2 separate regions of the Mus musculus genome follow, and region 2 is linked to region 1. A link is a loop called in an ENCODE intact Hi-C map of the cell type or tissue named here. Cell type or tissue: left cerebral cortex. All regions are shown on one strand. Each heading gives the region's core, and the rest is flanking DNA. Links, peaks and the distances in the headings are about the cores only. Region 1 overlaps Astn1 (astrotactin 1). Region 2 holds the start of Brinp2 (bone morphogenic protein/retinoic acid inducible neural-specific 2).

Region 1 (9,882 bases), core at 1,159-9,158:
TTTTATGCGATGTGAAGAAACAACTCACTGCCTCTTGTAAGTCTTCATCTTCTACTTCAAACCCCGTGAACTTCTTCTGCGAACACCTGTCCATCCTAGGGGAGACTTGACTGTTCTGATTATATCAAAAGAACTCTTTCATGTTCCTCTCTCTCAGGCCAAACATGATCCACATGGCGTGCACAGTCTGTTTCAGGGCAAGAAAATGCCAGGATGAGCAGCTCAGTCCCCACTTCCCTGCACCAGCTCAGCGTGGGTCTCTGCCTTCTTTGCTCTTTCCCCACTGCTGGTCAACCCCCCTCAGCGCTGTTACAACCTCAGCCCCGCTACCCACTCACAGCTCTGTTGTGTGCCTCTCCCCACACCCATCCGAGTTTCCCATGACCTCAGTCCTCAAGGTCATTGCAGCTCAGTGTTCCTTCTCTCTGTCTCCTGCTCTTGTCACTCACGGGGCCCTTTAAGAAGTCAGGCTGATCAAACAGGGACTCTGGGCTAGAACGAGTGCATCCAAAGGCCTGAACAATTGCATTGTGCTTTCATTGTCCCCACTCTGTGGCTTTGTTGCTACCAAGGGGGTTGCCTTGGTGCCTCAGACACTAGCCCAAAGCCAAAGCAAAAGGTGTGCAGTCTCAGCCTCACCTGCTCCCTGCGTCCAGAGCCAAAACTGTTTTACTTAGACATTCGTTCTGTGCCCCATTAGCCCCACTAGATCCCTGCTTTCCACTGAATGGACAAATTTACTTTCAAACCAAAATCTCTAGTCCTAGCTATTTTCTTGTTACACTCTCTCCTGTCTAGGTTATTTTGTGAATGGAAGAAAGGTGGCATTTTCTTGCTGCAGGGGTGACCAGCCACCCCATCTGTTCACATGAACACCCCGATACATTCATAGAATGACAAGTCTGCTGAGGTCAGTGCCCCTGAAGCTGATTCTCAGACTAGCTTTCTTGATCCTCAAAAAAAAAAAAAAAAAAAAAAAAAAAAAAAAAAAAAACTCCTCTTCATGAATGTCTTCCAGGCTTTCCACGTTTATTTTCTGGTTAATTCTCTTCACAACAGTGCACTTACCTGCTAGGCACGAACTAACGAACTAACTGGGAAGGCGCTGGAATTGGTATTAAGTCCAGGTATTAGATTAAGCTGGCTACGCATCAGGAAAGGGTTCTGATCAGTCCATAGTAGAGAAGGGCATTAGAAATGACTACTTTAAACTTTGGTCAAACTATAAACAACATTAGTATGGATCAAAGCAGCCATTTTGGCAACCCAAGCTATATCATACCGGAAAGCTAACACCTGAAGAGATGTTCTAGCTCTCTACAGTTAGAATGAAACAAAAACGGTCTGAAATGGGGGAAGTAGATAGTCCATAGTGTTTCATTTTCTACAGTGTCATTGTGCCATGGGTACCTGACCTTGAAAAAACTCCCCCCTCCCCCATCTCATTTCCTTCTGTGTACACTGATAACCATCTGAACCTCATGGGAAGGTATTGGTGGGACAGTATCTACCTCATAGGATTGTGGACAAATTGAAAAGGTTAAGGCATATAACATGAGCCATAATGGCAGGCACAGAGGCAGCACAGTGGTTGTATTTGCTGTTATCATCACGTCTGCTGTCCTCGTGGCAATAGACTCCTACATTGACTCCTGTACTGATGTTCTTGCCACAATTAATGCTGAAGGCTGAAGCTTTCCACTGTGACGGCTTGGGGGTTGGTTACTACATATATGTAGTGGAGGAACGACAGGGGCATTGGAATACATCCTATGAATGACGTTAGCCTCATAACAGGTGTCAATACCTCTGAGACTGAGCTGTCCTCATACAATGTAGAGGTTGTCAAGCTTTTTCTGTTACGAGCTCCATGATAAATAGGTTTAGCTTTGTAGCTTCTGTAATTCCTGCTGCAACCACATGACTTTGACACTGTAGCAGGGAAGTAGCCCACAGATAATACCCAAACTGTGTTAACAGTAAAACCTTATTTACAAAGAGAGATGGGAGGTCTGATTTGGCCTTAGGCCAGTAGTTAGCCTATCTAAAACCACTCCTGTGACACCATCACCATTAATCTCACAGGAAGCTCTTCACAGCTTCCCATTTCCTACCGGGCACCACCCAGGCTGACTGGAGTCTAACCTCTCTTTCCTTTTTCTCTCCTTGCCTTCATACCTCTCTTTTTGAGAACCCACAGCATGAGTGGACCATCTTCCCTGAAGGAACTGTGCACATTCACTGCCCTACTCCTCAAAAGGGATCCCCATTGCTTACTCTTTCCTTCCTCCCTCTCTTTCTCCTCTTCCCTACCACCAATACCTCCACTCCCCAAAAGGATCCCCTGGCTTCATCCTCCCTTCCTCTCTTTCAGAGGTGGGCACAATGACAGGGTAATTAGAAAGGCATTAATAGTGTCTGAGGACACTGGAGCATTATTGGGGTCCAACAGCTTTGCAAAGAAAAGAAGCGAGTAGTTTCAAGAGGCATTTCCAATATGAATGAATTGGATCTGGTGATTCAAAGTAGGCATGTGAATGAGAAAGTGGATAGGGTAATTGCGGAGGAATATGGAGACTTGTCCCCAACTTTTTCATCTGGAAGAATGCAGGGTAGATGATGCTATTTATAAGGTAAGATGGTGGATAAATGATGCTATTTATATGGGCCAAGATGATGGGAGTTAGAGCAGATATCCATGTGGGAGTAGGCTTCGTGTTCCATTCTGGACAGGTTAATTTTAGATACTTATAGCAACTCCATGAACAGAGATCCAGGAGCAGTTAGAGATGGGGCATAAAAATAAGAATAGGGGTGAGGATTGGAGGCAACATTTTGGAAACAAGCATATGGACTAGAGTCAAGAACTGTGATGTGGGGAGAGCTACTGGGGAAAATAATGTAATCTGTCAATGGAAAGAAGCCAAGGACCCTTTGAAACCTCTGAAGAGAAAGGACATGCAGACAATGTCTGAAAACAGGTGCTTTTCAGATCCTCAAATGTGTAGCCTAGTGTCACTATGGGAATAGAAGGAGGTCAAGGCATATATTCAAATGAATAGAAATGAGGGGAAAACACAATGTAGCGCTAGATATAGTAACAAAGAACCTTCCAAGTGAATTTCTCACTCCCTCAGAGAAACTTGGTTCTGGGTCTAAACCCACACTCTAACTAACCTAAATGTGCTTTTAAGTATCCAAGTGATGTTAATCCTACTTTTGGATCCTAAACTCAGAGATGGTATTTATTCCTTGACAGAACCTAAGAGCTATTTGTTGCTCCCCGTTCTTAAGAAATGTTCTTTGATGTAAGGATCTTACATATTTTATTTTAATCTTATTTATTTAACATTTAGATGCCTGGTATCTATACCAGGTCATCACTGCAAGAACAAGGGAAGGTAGGATAGCTTTCTGATGAAAGAAATCAAATTTCAGGAATAAGATATATAGGCCAGATGGAAATAAGAATTTATACAAACATACACATTCTACTGTCTGTTTGAATGAGGCTAAAATGGTCAAATCCATATGTAAGGAACACTGGCTGTGGCAGTCACTCTTTTGTTAATGCTGCAGGATTAGCATCAAGTCTAAATATGTGAGATGTCCGCAATTACCCAGTTGACACTGCACCAAGGAAGAGGTCTTAAGTATTTAATAGGCTGAAACTCAGGTCAAAGGAAAAAAAAAAAAAGAGTATTCACCCAGTTTTGACTTGTCCTGATCTTTTACAGAATTGAGTTTAAGAAAATGAAATACATTTGCTACTATTTTGACTCCCATGGGGTTATAAGTGTGGTGGAAGAAGAATGCTGTGTGTGACAAGGTGCTTCATTTCGGTGTTTGGGGTTTCTGTTACCTTCTGAATGACTGTGGGCTTAGACATTCAATTTATTCTTATTTAGCAACTTTTTATCCAGCTGTCAGAGGCATTAGATCTCATCACTGCCACTTTCTTTGGAAAACAGTAACCTTCGCCTGGCGATATTTTCCATCCCTTTCAGTGGTAGGAAAAGAGCCAATTAAGCCTCATCCTGCGGAGGTCCAATGGCCAAACACACAAAACAACGCAAACCTAGCAACTCCATTAAAGTTTTGCATCCATAGCCTGTGACACGGGAAAGAGGGAAGAGGATGCCAGTCACACCAGGTCTCCGAAAGTGGGGGTCACTTTCTCTTTTTAAATGAAGGGTACATGTTGTCCCCCGCCTCTGGTGAATTTCTTCTGCTTTCCTACAGAGCAAGTGAAGAAGAGGAAGAGGAGAAAAGAAAAGAAGGGGTTAGCTTGGACCATGATTTTTTGCTGGTAATGGACGAATAATGGCTCATTCCAGGAAGACAGAGAAAATGGGCTAAATTAGAAACCATTTCACAAAGCTGGGCCTCAGTATCAAGTTGAGCCAAACTCAATCCAGCACAGCAATTTCCCACCTCCCAACTGTTTCTGCCTGTGCTCAAAGCTCCAATTATATCAGCCTGAGTACTTCTTGTAAACTCCAAACTCTGGCTTCTCTTGCTTGCCTCCCCTGCCCCCACCTTGAGCTCTCTCTGGCTCTAAAAGGGGAGTGTTGACTGTCAGTAGATTTGGGCTTCCTTCCCTCCTTCAGCTTTCCTGAGCTGCCTCCCTTTTCTCCAGTTTCCTTTATTAAAAATGCTAATTCTACCATTTTCTGCCTGGATCCCAGACAAACACAGTCAAAAGGAGCGAGGATGGGAGGGAACAGGAGCGCAGAAATGTTCTGAACCAAGGAGCAGCTTTTTATCTGGCTGTCCCTCTCTGGATGCTCCCAGCCTTCCCTGAGGCTCACAGCAGTGCGAGCACAGCAGGGGTTGGGGGAGGAGGAGGAGGCTGAAAAAAATTTTTTTTCTCATTTTAAAATTAAAATCCCCTAAAAAGAAAAATTGCTGTCCTTGTAACTTTAGTAGGGACTTTTGGCTTTTGTTCTCTTTGTCAGAGTGGCAAATTTCATCTTCTGTTCTGGAGGCCGAGAGAAGGAAGAGCAGAGGCGTGCAATATACCAGGCTCCATAGAAAGAAGAGGAAGAGAAGATGAGGATGAATGCTCAGAGGGATAAAGTGAGCGGGGAGTGAGTGCGAGGATGTGGTGGCAGGGAAAGCACAGAAGGGAAATTGGAATGCTAAGAGAAGGCTGGGGTGGGCATAGCTGAAGAGGGAAGCAAATGAAGAATAAAGAAGCCAGTAGAAAACAATGAAGAGGGCTGGTGAGATGGCTCAGTGGGTAAGAGCACTGGGGTGGATGCAGCACTCTATAAACTGCATAGAGGAAAGAAGCCTTGGGGAAACCCCCAGAGATCAGTTATTCATACCCCACATCACCAGGTATGTTGTACAGGATTTTCTCCATCAGCCAGGCAATGCAGAGATGCCTGTGGTGCCCATACATCAATAGCACGTGCTCAGCCTTCCTCTTTCTTTTATTTCATCCAATTTCCTGGTTATATCTACTTCAAAGTCCTTAACACCCTGCCTCATGACATTGTTATCTTACAGATACTCCTAGAGCAGGGACACATCTTATATCAGTGTGTTTACCAAGTTATACCCCTTACGTTTGTTCTTCTCTCTCTGCAAACTAATGCCTGACCCCGTATAATTAGTTTTGGTATTCTCTCCCAGAGACCCTCATTTTTCTGTACTTCAGGTAGTAAAACACCTTTTACATTTGACCGTGAAACCCCTAGAGGCCATTAAAAGTGGTTGTCCGAAGCTGGGAAGAAAGAGTTCATTGAAGAGGAAATAATGCACAAGCTGCCATCAGGAGACCTGATCCCAGATAATTCAACATTAATCAGCTGTGTGACCAGCTGGATTAGTGGGAAGCCTGTTTTAGCTCTGACAGTCTTAAGAGCTGATCTTCCTTAAGTCCTCAGGAGAGCAGTACGCTGGGGGATGGGTTTCAGAGCCTCCCAGCCTTGGACTCAACTCTTGGCTCCACATAACCATGAGCCAGGTAGTAATTTATTTGATCTTCTCATGGTGATGTGGCCAGACGCAAGCTCAGGGTGATAATGCCACCTTCTGAGGGGAGCCTCAGGAATAAAAATCAACTCTCCAAGGTGATTCCCTGATTGTCACACCTTCGCTAGGCTGAAGGAAATATCTACAAGTTCCATTTACTACAGAATTAGTATTTATATCTACAACTTAGGGGCCATTAGGAAAAGTAATAGCCATACATTTTAAGTAGACGCCACTGTTTGGTTGATAATTTAAAAATACCTTACAATGGCCTGTAAAATGGCAGCTGTGACCCATGAAGAGGGCGTGATGTAAGACAGCGGTTCTCAACCTTCCTAATGTGATCCTTAAATACAATTCCTCAGTTTGTGCTGACTCCCAGCCATAAAATTGTTTTCAGTTCTACTTCGTAACTGTAATTTTGCTACTGTCACATATCATAACAAAAATATCCATGTTTCCCCATGGTCTTAGGCGATCCCTGTGAAAGGGCTGTTCAGTTCCCCAAAGGCATCTCAACCCATACCTTGGGAACTGCTGCTGTAAGCAAATCATGGGTAAAATTCTTTGTTAAGAACAGACCAGGTCTCCAACAAATGGCAGCGTTTTCTGCTACTAATGGGAATATTTCACAGCATCTGAGTTGGACCCAAAGAAGTAAATTAAAGTTGATCTTATCCAGATTCATTCTCTCCCCACCCCCATAGTGTTAAAAATATGGGTCTGAAGGATTCAGAAAGTATTTTGTAAGTCAAGTACCGGCACACTACCTTGAAGAAATTGTGTGTGTGTGTGTGTGTGTGTGTGTGCTCACTTGCACATGTTCATGTGTATGAATGTATATGTATGTATATGTGTATGTATGTGCACATTTATATGTTGTACATGCATGTATATGTTCATATTTTATTCATATATTATATATAAATGTATATAAACACAGAATACTATACATATGTATTTATATGTGTATATGAAAAACTCCAAAGATAAACATTTTGAGTGAGAATTCTGTCTTAAATCTCACTAGAGACGTCCACCATGGGCCCCCTGTGTGACTGACATGAAGAAATGGCCTAGATGACTAAAAGCTAGCACTGTACTGGTTTGTACAAACTCACACAGCAAGAGAAACACCTGCCTTCTTTTCCCTTGGGATTTGCCATCTCATCTGAGATGGGCTCTTTTGCAGTCTGTGCTGAGTGTTTGTTAGGTGGAGGGTGCTAAAGAGGGAGTGACTCAGAAGGGTAAAGAAATCCCAGTTACTCTTCCTCTCTAAAGCAACCACAGCGAGATGACAGCCACAAGCCCTGCTCATCCATTCTGACTTAATGCTTACGCTGCCGTACTGTGGGATGAATTGTGCCTTGCCTGAAATCCAGATGCTAGAGCTCTCAGTCGCTTTGTGACTATTCTGGCAAAAAAGGCCTTTAAGAAGGAATATGGGGCTGAGCTCTTATTCAGCAGGACTAGTGTCCTTAGAAAAAGAGGAAGGGAAGTCCCAGAGTTTCCTTTACTGTGTAAGGACACAGTGAGAGTGTATCTATCTGGAGGTCAGCTGTGGCTACATAAGAAACTACATCCTGGGTCTTGTAGCCTCTCCAACTGTGAACAAATCAAATAAACTTATGAGTATCAAGTTGTCTAACTCACAGGTTTGTTTTCTTTTTGATTTATTATCTTTATTTATCCTTGGTGAATTTTGTACATCTATATAATGTATTAGACTATATTTACTCCCACTCCTCCTTGGACTTCTCCTAGAACACCTCCAGCCATGTCTCCCTCTCAAGTTCATTTCTTCCTTTTTAATTCATTGAATCCAACATACGCTGTTCAAAGCACATGGTGGAGGGCCACCCATGGTAGCACAGGCCACCTACCAGGGGCCACTTCCCTGAAGAAAATCGGCAATCTCTACTCTGGCAACCTTCAGTTGCCAAGTCTCCTCAGCTAGGGGTAGGACATTGTGCCACCTCTCTCCTCTGTGAAGCAATGCTGTGATTTTGTGCAGACAACCACAGCTGTCGGGAGTTCATGAGTACAGTATCCAGAAGACAGTTTGGCGACCTTCCTCCCCAACTTTACAATCTTTCCACTTTCTTTTCCCTTCCACAATGTTCCCTAAGCTAAATGGCCAGACATGGTTTTGAATGTTTTGGCTTTAGGGTGTTATTTTGTTTGAGAGAGGTGTCTCTCTAAGCCAGGCTGACCACAGACTCATGACAATCTCCCCCTCTTTGCCTCCTGTGTGGAATTACAAAGATAAGCCACAATACCCAACTTGATATTTTTTATGGTAACTGTGGATGACTAATATAAACACTCTTTATGGCCAAACAAGAAGGTGGCATCGCAGGCACATCACAGAACCAAATAAGGAGCAGCCCGTGCCCATAAGAAGTTTAAGGTCCTGTGCAAAGGCTGATAAGAACACTCACTGCTCTGAGCTCTCCCTTTGGCTGTGGTCCTCGGGGGAAGAAGCTTTTAAATCATGACAGTGCTGACAGGAGAACAGAAATGAGCATCTTGGGAAAGCTCTGTGGGGTGAGTTAGAGGTAGCTGGGAACAGGATAATATGTATCCATAACCCGGTTTTCCTCCACCCCATATCCTGTAGCTATTCCAGGAACATTCTCTTCCCAGAAATCCCTCTTCTACAATATCTAGCTGTATCTGTGCCATAGATACACACTCAAGTGATCCAAGCTAAGCTGATGAGGACTCTATTAGATCCCATTTGCCGTAGGCTGAGCCTTTGTCCCATCTGCATTTGGGTTCTGTAATTGTGTAAAGGATGCATCATAGCCACTGTATTTCCTTCTGCTATATATATGTAAGTTGCCATTTAGGTGTTTCCTTCATATTTGTTTATTCATTTCAAGTCACCCATTCATTGGTTTCACAAACATTTAAAGCTAGCTTCTAATTTCTCTGCACCCAACTTTCTTAAACCTTTATGCATGTTATACCAGCTCTATGACAACTGTGGGCTTCATCATAAGCATAAAGAGATTCCTTACTTCCTTTCTTGAGACTGATCCCTGTCAGAGATGCAGGTATATAAGGTGTGTGTTTGTGTGTGTGTGTGTGTGTGTGTGTGTGTGTGTGTGTGTAAGAAAGAAAGAGATACATGGAGATAAGAGAGAGAGAAAGAAGAAAGATAGTGTCAGGGAGACAAGGAGAAAAAGGGAAGGAGAGAAGGCATACCCCAGCTTCACACACTGATGTGCATTGGAAATGAATTTAACAAACCCTGTGAAATTAAGGAACTGACAACAAGAACAACCAATTAAAAAAATACATCTCCCCCCCACCCCCCCACCCCCGCTTGCTGCTAACCTTTCACCAAACATGGACTGCTCACTAGCCTTGTGCCACAGCTTTCCTGTCCCCCCTACAAAGCTAAAGTTGAAATTTAATTACCTTTGCCATGATGATAACAGGTGGGGGCCTTAAGCAAGAGCTTAGGTCATGAGGGTCGCTATGTTCTCGTAGGTGTGGATGAGTTATCACAGGAAGATTTCTTATAAATATGATTTCACTTTATTTTACTCTCCATGATGTGGTCACTTGTCCTTCCTCTGTGTTATTATGTATAAAAAGTTCCTTACCATCTACTACCATGTGCTTTTAGACTTTCAGCCTCTATACTGGAAAAAAAAATCTTCTATGGTTTATAAATGACACAGTCTATGGAATTCTTTTATTGTAGTGTAAAACTGACCAAGAATAAACCAGGTAATGAAGGACAAACATTTAAAGTATATGTGACTTTGCACATGGACAATGTGAAAAGGATAGATGATTTGAAAGGAACATGTGGACCAACCCTACATTTGCATGACTGCAGCATTGAGAGTGATTCCAACGAAAAAGGACTTGGAGATAGAAATTGTA
Region 2 (9,882 bases), core at 533-8,532, 190 kb after region 1:
GTTCAGACACTGAAAACAGTGTCTTGCATTAAATGTTTTTATTTGTAGAATTTAAACAACAATAATACTAATACATAAATAATAACAATGTATAACTTGCTTGGAGTTCATGAGAAGGAAATGAGATTGCACAAAAAGATCTCACACATTCAGACATTTAGTTGTTGCTCAGTGACAATAACCCTCTCCACTGTCTTGTTACATGACATAACTGTTTCAGACGGAAGTGGACTTTTGAAACATTGCCACAAGAATTCATATACTGTTGGTCTAAAAAGTAAATGTAGTGATTTATATTCCTTGACTTTTATATTCATTTAGAAGAAAAGATAGTATGTGTGCAGCAACAGTTAAAGGGTGGGACTAACTCAGATGATCATCAGCTTCTTGTGGCCAAGACATTAGTGAGTGGAAGAAATAAGGTGTAGAGCACTGTATCCTCCTAATATTCTATATTTTCACGGTTTAAGAGAGAGTGAAATTCTTTGGGAGTGGGTATTTGCATAGTAGTCCTCTTTGGGCTGTTATTAGATTTACTAAGAAAGAATCAATGTTTGCTTCTTGTAATGTTGGAAATGAAGTGAATAGTAGTTACCTCAAAGTACCTTCATCAGATGAACATTTGTAGGTTTTTTTAGTGTGTGATTTTCTTCATTAAAATATCATGGGTGATTTAAGAAAACACAGCCAAGTTTCTTGATTTTCATCAAGATTTTGATTGGCTGTCCCTTCTTGAGAAATCCTGGCACTTTCCTTCTTTCCATTGACAGAAGTTACACCTGTCCTACCATTCATCCATTCCCTCACTCCCTCAAGTTATTTCACAGGAAGACCTCCAAAGCGTTCTTACGTGGGTTAGGTTCAGTGGGCCTCTGTCTCTAGGAATCTCAGGAACAACTGGCTCCACAGTCAGGAGCAGTTAAACTCTCAGTAGTTTATTTAGATATTTTATCTTAGTTGAAGATCTGGGGACTCCACAGGACCGCCATTCTCTGGCATGTTTTATAGCCAGACTCCTGCAGAGTGTAGAAGGAATAACTTGGGTGAGATGCAGAGTAGAAAACAAGTAGAGATCAGATATGATGGAAATGGGTGGGGGTTTGTAGATAAGAAGCAGTTTCTAGACTTCCTCACTCTTTCAGAGCATCTGGCTAAAGGGGCACTTTATACCTAACCCCAGATATATCCTTCCTCTGTGTACATCTAACCTCTGCCCTCTGTTTTGTCTACTTCTTTCCAAAACAATCTCCGATGTTGCTCTCAACTCAAGGAAACTAAATGGAGACACTTGTCTCCCTCTCTGCCTATTCTCCTCTATATAGGCCTTCATCATGTGACTCACTGGGAATTCCCCCACATCCCTTGCCACTTTCAACTTATCTTTCTTCAACAACGGCTCTTTCCAAAATTTAGTGTAGTTCGCCAGTTAGTAGGATGCATTTCAGCCTCACACATTTATTAGAACATCAAAAACATATCGTTCACATCCATTCAATTAAAGTTAATATCTTTATTCCTCCTTCTTTCCTTCTTTCCCTCCTTTTCTCCCTCCCTTACCCACTGCCCGGACTTCCCTTTCACAGGCTCAGCAGACAGCACCTGCTTCTCAGAAACAAGGCTTGTCCTGTTCTCCTTTCTCTAGTCTTCCTTTAAAAAATGCGAGTCCCTCTTCCTGACAGCCACTGGAGTGAAAGGAGACACACAGAAGGAAACCATCACAGGCAAAACAATTCTCTTTCTTTTTGGACGCAGGCCATTTCAGAGGTCTCCCCAGAATCCCCAAGTTCTCCTCTTTGCTGTTGTCCCTACAGGTCTGGTGTGGGGCGTGAGGTGTCTCAATTTAGCTGTTCAGCGATTCTCTGCCTGGTCATCTTACCACAGAGCTCCTGTGGTCTTTTGCCTCCCTCTTTACCCCCTCCCTCCCCCCCCCCCGCCCCCGGCCCCGGGGTGTGTGTGTGTGTGTGTGTGTGTGTGTGTGTGAGAGAGAGAGAGAGAGAGAGAGAGAGAGAGAGAGAGAGAGAGAGAGAGCTATTTCTCACTTGGGGGCTCACTTCTAATTAAGTAATTCAGGAGGTTTAAAAAGCACAGAACAACTAAATGAAACCTCAAATTAGAAGGAAAATGGCTCAAATGGGTCCCCATCTCTGGGAGTTCTGGTTAAGCAAGCAAACAAAATGGGCTGGGACGAATGAATATTGTAACTCAGAAGACCAAAGCAAATGTAATTAGTTCCCAGTCTACTTCTTGTTCCTCAGCCTCTGACACGCTCCAATCTCACTCCCAACGCCACACGCAGCCGCGAATTTATCCAATTCTTCCTTATCCTTACTGCGGGGAGGGGGAAAAAGTCGCTGCTGCAAAAAGCTGGGAGGGTTAACAGAGCTGGTACCCCAGCCTGCCAGCTAGCCAAAGGAGATTGCCGGTAGGCCTCAGAACCCGCCTCCTGCCAGGCTTCACAGCCAATGGGAGCCTGTGGTGAGTATGGCGCAGGGTCCTATTGGCTGCCAACCTACGTGCATAAGAAAGAACGAGAGAGGCAGGCAGGGCAGCATTGTTATCTTAAGACACTCATCCGGTGTCTGAGTCTGCAGGTGACACTGGTTAGGTACGGACCGGGAAGCCGGAGTGGGGACGCGCCGGGCTGCAGCTCCAGGATGGAATCCGCCTGCCTGCCGCGCGGCTCGCGGCTCAACCCGCAGCGCCTCCGCTGAGCTCGACGGGTTCCGGAGGACTTGGAAATGCACCTGCCGCGCGCTCCGAGGACACCAGCAGGTCCTCAGGCAGCCGAAGGAGCCCAGACGCCTGAGGAACGATTTCTGTCCATGTACAAGGCACAGATTTCGGATGACAGGGCGGGTGAGTCTCTTTAGAGTTGGAAAAAAAAGAAGGCAAGATCTTGGGTTTCACCTCGGTCGAGGGACAGGGGACTTCTCAGTTGGCTTCCCACTTTCCTCACCTCTCCCACGCCGCGTGCGACCCAGCCTAGTGCTGATCCCACTTCACAGATGCTGTGGGTGCCTGGGATGCTCGCTGCTCCACGGCAAGGCAGCAGGCAAGTGGTCTAAAAGCTGCCGCCGCGGCGGCGGCGGCGACAGCAAAGCCCAGAGCAGGAGAATTTGAAAAGAGACATCCGTTCCCTCTCACAAGCTGAGGGGGTGGCATTTCATATTTCCCCAAAGGAGAAAGAGCCACAAGAAATCATGAAGTAAAAACTTTGGAAGGCTGCCACTGGAGATGTTGCACAAAAATCAGGCGTCTTTTGGGAGTCTCCTCGCAGTCCTTGGTGGTTTGGGGAGCAGCTGATACAGCAAGAAGGACTCTTACAAGGATTCAAGGTAATCGTGCAGGGGTCTGTACCCCTGGGTTTTCTGTATCACCTTTCGTTGTGATTTTCATGAGTCCTCATTCAACCTTCTTGTCTGGTGCCTGGCAATTGCAAGCAAAAGGAATAACTCCCATTCCACCCCGTAGTTTCTGTCAGGTGGAGCTTAGCAGTGGACTTTGGGTTTGAGCTGACTCTGGAATCGCCTCCTGGTGTCGCATGGCTGTCACAGAGCTTGGGCACTCTGCCTGACCTATATTGGTTTTTTTTTTTTTTTTTCTTTTTTTGCCTGGTTTAAGTCCTTAAAGTTAGTGCAACTCCCATTAGCTTTCGAAAATTCATTCGGGCTCCATAATTGCAGAGGATGACAAGGACTTTTGCTTGCCTAGCTGATGCCGGACAGAACTGCACGAGGTTCACTGTGTTTGGGGAGGACCCTAAAGACCTGGTATTCTTTTGTGCAATATAGCTGTATTCACATGGTCATTAAAGCCCTGTGGCATGCTTTAGAGGCCAGTCTATTTCTTCTATGAACATGTAATGAGGGACAAAAATAATTCCTAGGAGTGAATCCCATAGTCTCCTTTGGGTGGTATAACAGAAACCCCAATCGACTGAGTCAATCCTGGTAGTACACTGGAGACACTACAGGGAGAATATTGCTGTGCTGAAGGGAAGGGTCTGTTGAGACTATCTATCAGAGTGTTTTCCCTGTTCATACACAGCTGTGTGTGTGTGTGTGTGTGTGTGTGTGTGTGTGTGTGTGTGTGTGTGTGTGTGTGTGTGTGTGTTCACAGCTGTATGAAGGAAGCTGGCTGCTCACAGAAACACTAAGCATCTCTGCCTAGCCCCTGCTCGGGCCATGATGCCTGGGGTGTCGCTACCCAGTAGGAGGATGAACTTGTACACTGCTGTTCTAGCCCAGAGGAGTTCTCTCTTCACCAAGCAGTCTTTCTTCACGGTACATATTTATCCAGGGTATATAGACTTAAGCCAAATATTAACTAACAATCAACTGGATGCACTGTAATGTGATTGAACAGACCTTTCTGTAAAGAACCATATGTATGCTTTCCCTGTCCTGGGAGCAGGTTGCCCTGAGTAGGAACAAATGTGCTAAGAGAATATCAATTATGAAATAAAATCCGGACCGTATCCAACAGGGCCAGTGATATGTTAGCATAGGCCAATAAGAAGAATTAAACATATACACTGTGAGTTAAGTATTTCTCCCCAGGTCTTCTCTAGACAAGTGTATGTTGATTCCTTTGCTTTCCTCGCCCCCCTGGCCAGGCTCTTGGAAGATATGCAATGCCTGTATTAACCAGGAAGCTATAGGATTCTACTAAATCCCCTGGGGGGCAGTCTGATGACATCAGGAAACAGCTAGAGTGATGCTGAAGTCTATGTGTTTTCCCTCTTGATTTTGCACAGTTGTATGCCTGGTTTTTGTTTGTTTGTTTGTTTGTTTATGACATGGCCCTCATGAGTTCCTTCTCACCTGGAATGAGTTGCTATGTAGCACTGAGAGCATGACCAAGCAATGCTGCCACAGTGATCTATCTTACCAGTACCATAGCTGCTACCCACTCTGGGAAAAGATGCATGCTCTGCTTCTGTGAGGAAAGAAGAATTTGGAAAGATGCCGAGCAAGGAGACTGTGTTTGAGAGCAAGCGTCAGACCAGAATCTTGGCTGCTGGAAAACAGCTGGTTTTAAGGGGTTTGACAGCTGGGCTGCAGCCATGGGGAAGCCAGAAGCATTCTTGACTCTTACTTCTTTCGCCTTACAAAAAAATGGAGTTGTCTTTCCTTTCCCAGAATGGAGTGGTATGTGTTCAGTGTGGAAACAAGAAAAGTCAGAGGAGGTAAACGCTGGGGAGGACAGAAGGGCCCGATTCTTCTTGTGTTGGCCTGGTTTGGGGAATGGGAAACATCTCTTCCTGGACCTCAAGATCCCCTTCAGAGTGTTCCTCTCTGGCCTCCTGACAGGTTGTTTACTGAGCAAAGCCAGAGGGCACAGAACGTCCCTGCTCCCTGCGTCATCAACTCCTCCTGATCCTCTTCCCCAAGGTACAGGCTTGCACCTGGGAGCACCACCTTAGACCTATCCCTCAGGGAGGGTGCTCCAAAATCCCTCTCCACTCACAAACAAGAGGTAATCTGAAGGGACTGGAGATAATGTGTGGGCACTTTGCACTGGCTGGAATGTTCAGTGTTCAGGTTCCTAGCTAGTGTTTAAGCGAGCACTGTGTGGTATTACTTCTGGAGAGCCATTCTTTCTTCTTATTAAATAATAAGTCCTTGCATATATTTTGAAGAGCTCCTTTCCCAAAGAGCTGGGAGCATTTACAGAAGTCCTCTACATAATTCTCAGATGGCTTATAGTCTCCTTTGTCTTTGGTTATCCTAAGATGTAGAGCGTGAAAGACTTCAGTCTTCTTCTTGGAAAGGGGAGTGCAGAGAACCCCAGAAGAAGATCTGTCTTACACAGGACACACAGCAGTAGGAAAACTCATGGAATGGAGGCCTGGGTCTTACTGCTTCCTAATTAACCTCAGTCCCCTGGGCTCCTTCTAAGGCATAGTTCCATCTCAGTGTTTGCGATCTGACTTGGTTGCTTTATACGTTACAAAGCAAGGAGGCTGTGATGTGATTTGGGGGGTCCTCCTCTGGCAGTACATCAAGGCACAGAGGGATAAAAAAAACCTTAGGAAACTTTAACCCCATGATTTTGTAGTCTACTTGGGAAAATAGGCCTATGTCCAGGCAAAGGTAAATGATGATGTATTCTCAACAGAAGTTCAATACAAGAGAAGTCAAAAGGCTGACCCTATTAATCAGCCATTGATCTGTACTAATAATAAGAGCTATCAGTATTTCACGAAGGGAGAATTAGAATGGAGCCATGAGAGTTAGAGTGGAATATTTTGGGTAGGCAGAGCAGGGCTAACGGGCTCTAGTTGATCAAGTCCCTCACTGGAACACAGGCACAGGGAGAAGCTGAAACCAGCATGGTCTGCATGGGCCTTTGGGGCCACCTCTCTTGCAACCTGGAAATCCTATGTATCTGTGTTCATTGTATTAAACATGTACGGCCTAGCGGAAGTTGATCTAGGATCCTGACAGGGCTCTGAAATACTGGGCATATTGCTAGACATTGGAAATGTTACCTGGCCTTCCATCCACTCTCAGGTCTAAGCCACATACAATGGGAAAAGCTTTACTCAAGGTCAGAGAGCCTATCAACTTTATATCAAAAAAAAAATTTGAATGACGATGTTGGGGAAGGCAGGCAAATTTCAAGAGAACACAAGAAAAGACTTCTCATATTTTAGAATCAGAATCCTTTAAGAGAGAGCTTTGATTTTCCCCCATTTCCTATTTCTCCACCCAAATGTTCCTCTTGGGGTTTACTTGGAACCGGCAAAATGCCAAAGCCCTTAGGCATTTAGCATTGAGCAGAAGATTTCCAATCTTAAGATTCTTGAGCATGCCCATGTACATAACCTCTTGTCTCCTCTTCTCTTTCCCTTTTAATAAAACATATGCTGTTGCAGTCACAAAGGAGGAGACCACAAAAAAAGACAGGAGGGGGTGGGGAGTGGTACTGCCCGCAGCTGTACCACGGGGTTCTGTGATTGTTCAGCAGAGCAAAGAAGGGAGAGGCATGGTGTCAGCCTGGGTAGAACCAAGGGGAGTCTAAGGGCTGCTGCTGTCTCACAGGAGAAGGCTGCAGCCAGTTACACACACACACACACACACACACACACACACACACACACACACTTGTTCTAGGAGTTGGTCTGAAGCATCACTCAGGCTGCACGCCACTGTGTGAATGGCTCCATCCTTACAATAGGGAACGCTCCCTTTGGACATGAGAAGAGAATGACTTGCCACAGTCCCCTCCCTAACTTCTCTGAGATCTGGAGGGAGTTCCCTGGGAGCGCAGACTCTCTGTGTATTTGGTCCAAGAGTACAGTCTCAAACCAGCTCTTAAGAGACATTAGCTCTCTCTTGAAGATCCTACCTTAATCCTACCTGTCACCCTTGTTTCTACTAGCACCCTTATGCTAATGGCCAGTAGCTGGGCTGTGCATAGGACTTCTTCTCTCTTTACTTTTCAGAAATGTACACTGCCATGTTCAGGGTTGAGCCAGAGTCCTGGGCCCATGATGTGTTGTTCATAATTTTGGAGGAAATCCTGCTCTGTTTGGGAAGGAAGTGTCAGAAGGCTAAATTATGATGGCTGCAGTGGGCTAGACTTCTCTAACCTACTGGTGCAGGTTGGTCCTCTTTAAATTATCACTCTGATATGCAGAGGAAAGTATGAATACCATCATCATATTCTGCCATCTTCAGTGGCTGGTCCTGTCCCATCATTTGTTTTTCTCAAACTCAGTTGCAATGCTAAAATACCTGGGGTGCTGGATTGGGTAAAATTAGGAGCCACTGCAGGCAAAAATCCACCCAAGAACTCCACAGGTAGCTCAGGGGCTCTTGAAATGCATGCCAGGATTGTAAAATTGAAAAGATTTACTTTTTCAAAAGCCATATAAGAGCCAGGCAGTGGTAGCGCACACCTTTAATCCCAGCACTTGGGAGGCAGAGGCAGGCAGATTTCTGAGTTCGAGGCCAGCCTGGTCTACAGAGTGAGTTCCAGGACAGCCAGGGCTACATAGAGAAACCCTGTCTCGAAAAAACAAACAAACAAACAAACAAAGAATTATAAGAAACTGGGTATGTGGCTCTGTTGACATGTTCCTTGCCTAACATGCCTCAAGCCCTGGATTTTGTCTCTAGCACCACATAAACCAAGCCTGGTGACACACACTTGTTAATCCTAGTACTTAGGAGGTAGAGGCAGGAAGATCAGAAGTTCAAGGTTATTCTCAACTGTATAGAGAATGGGAGGCCTGCATGGGATATAAGAGACTCTGTTTCTAAGAACACCCCCCACCCACCCACACACACACACAAACAAAATCAATGTAAAAATATCACTATTTTACACTGATTTTAGATTTAAATGATGTAATATTTCAGATATGCTGGGTTAAAAAAAATCCAGTTTTTTTGTTCATTTCTTTTAGTTTTTAATATAGGGACCAGAAGTTAGATTTCCATCGGTGGCAGACAGTGTATTTCTTTTAAACCGCGCTAGCCAGGCCCTGCAGAGCAGTAGCAGGTTAATGGGGGAGAAAGGGCAGAGCTTGAGACAGGAGGAGCCTGAGACATAAAAAGAAAGAGAACATGGAAGGAGAGGTCAAGAGCGGCCCAGAGGGAGCCTCTGGGCATGGGTTTCTGAAATTTAAAAGCAAGAAACACAAATAGCCTACATGGCCTATATTTATTTGAGGAGGGACCTAGCTAACTGTGACTCAGCCCACTGGAAGCTTTTCTAAAGCAATATAGCCCTCAGCTCACATGCCCAGAGTGAGTTGGTGAGAGGCCTTTTGGTTTAGTCTGGTTTTTTTGTTTTTTTTTTTGTTTGTTTGTTTTTTAAAGGGGTAGGGAGTGTAATAGTAAAAATAACTAAGTGAATGATCTTCAGGTTCTCTCTCCAAAAAACGAGGACATACTTGTCTGTACTTAATCTTAATCTTCGAAGTCCCTCCTGTGCCCTCTCTGCCATCATGTGACCTCCCCTTTCCTGACTTTTTCGTTTTTTCAAAACAGACATGTTTTAGTGTGGCAGGGAGACAGAAGAGCTACCACTGTATTTTTCAAGATTATTTACCAAACTATCCATTGCAACGGAAAGACGTGAGGATCACATTTTATTTGTTAATTACAGGTTGAAAGGCTACCACCCCTCCATCATAACTATGCTGGTACTGTTAGTCACCGAGAGAAGGGTTGGACATGCCTAGAACTTCTCTCATGTTTGCTTAGCCCTTCTATCATTTGCAAAAATATTCTTCCAAGCTGTATTGCACTTGATTCACACATCACCCCCAGGGAGCAGTTATTATCTCCTTCCCATGTTTTCCATGATCTCTCTTCAGATTACCTTTATGATTATATTTTCTAACCCTTCTGTTTCTATGGTCTTTATTCAGTCTTGCTTGTAGTTTTAAAATATGAATTATGTGAAGGAGGCATTATTATCTCTCAAGCCCCCTCTCAGCACCTACAAACCTCTCTCTTAGGGTGTTGTTCTTAATGTAAAGATAGAGCAGAGTACCAAATATAGCTTCAGTTCATTGAAGACACTCAACAAATGTCATGCCCACTTCCTGCTGAAGATCTCTAGTTTGATACACGGACAGTTTTGGTATCCCAAACTAAGCTTGTAGTCATTTCGTTCCTCAGATACCTGCTTCAGCAAATGACACAATCAGATCTCCAGGGACTGAAGAAATGTGAAGCTGGACTTAATGGAACACATATGTCACCCTGGCACTGGGGGGGGGGGGGGGGGGGGTGTGCACAGGGTCAATGAAAATTCAAGGCAAACCTCTTCTACACAGTGAGCTCCAGGCCAACCAAAGTTAGCAAGACTCTGCTTCAGCAGAACAAACAAACAAACAACAAAAACTTCATTGAGTAAGAGAGA

Evidence for each region. Peaks named below come from ENCODE experiments on the same cell type or tissue, not always from the same donor. Only the 100,000 strongest peaks of a DNase experiment are listed, where the experiment ranks them.
Region 2: it touches region 1 in a loop (6-fold over the local background); 2 of 42 quality-filtered maps call a loop at or near these places.

The regions. Positions count from the first base shown.
Region 1 is chr1:158,542,661-158,552,542 of GRCm38, reverse strand. The region is part of intron 8 of Astn1 (astrotactin 1); the gene reads right to left. All of the region lies in intron 1 of Gm37679 (a long non-coding RNA gene), which reads left to right. Among named protein-coding and RNA genes, the nearest start is that of Gm37679, 6.8 kb to the left of the region's middle. In left cerebral cortex, for the core only: no CTCF peak of the experiment used is centred there; DNase peaks (open chromatin) are centred at 2,764, 3,063, 4,611 and 7,244; H3K27ac peaks cover 5,957 bases.
Region 2 is chr1:158,348,970-158,358,851 of GRCm38, reverse strand. Brinp2 (bone morphogenic protein/retinoic acid inducible neural-specific 2) reads left to right here and starts at 2,592. Exons shown (of 8, transcript NM_207583.2): 1 at 2,592-3,335. In left cerebral cortex, for the core only: CTCF peaks have their summits at 3,535 and 4,658; DNase peaks (open chromatin) are centred at 3,892, 4,192, 4,935, 6,905 and 4 more places; H3K4me3 peaks cover 4,978 bases; H3K27ac peaks cover 3,397 bases.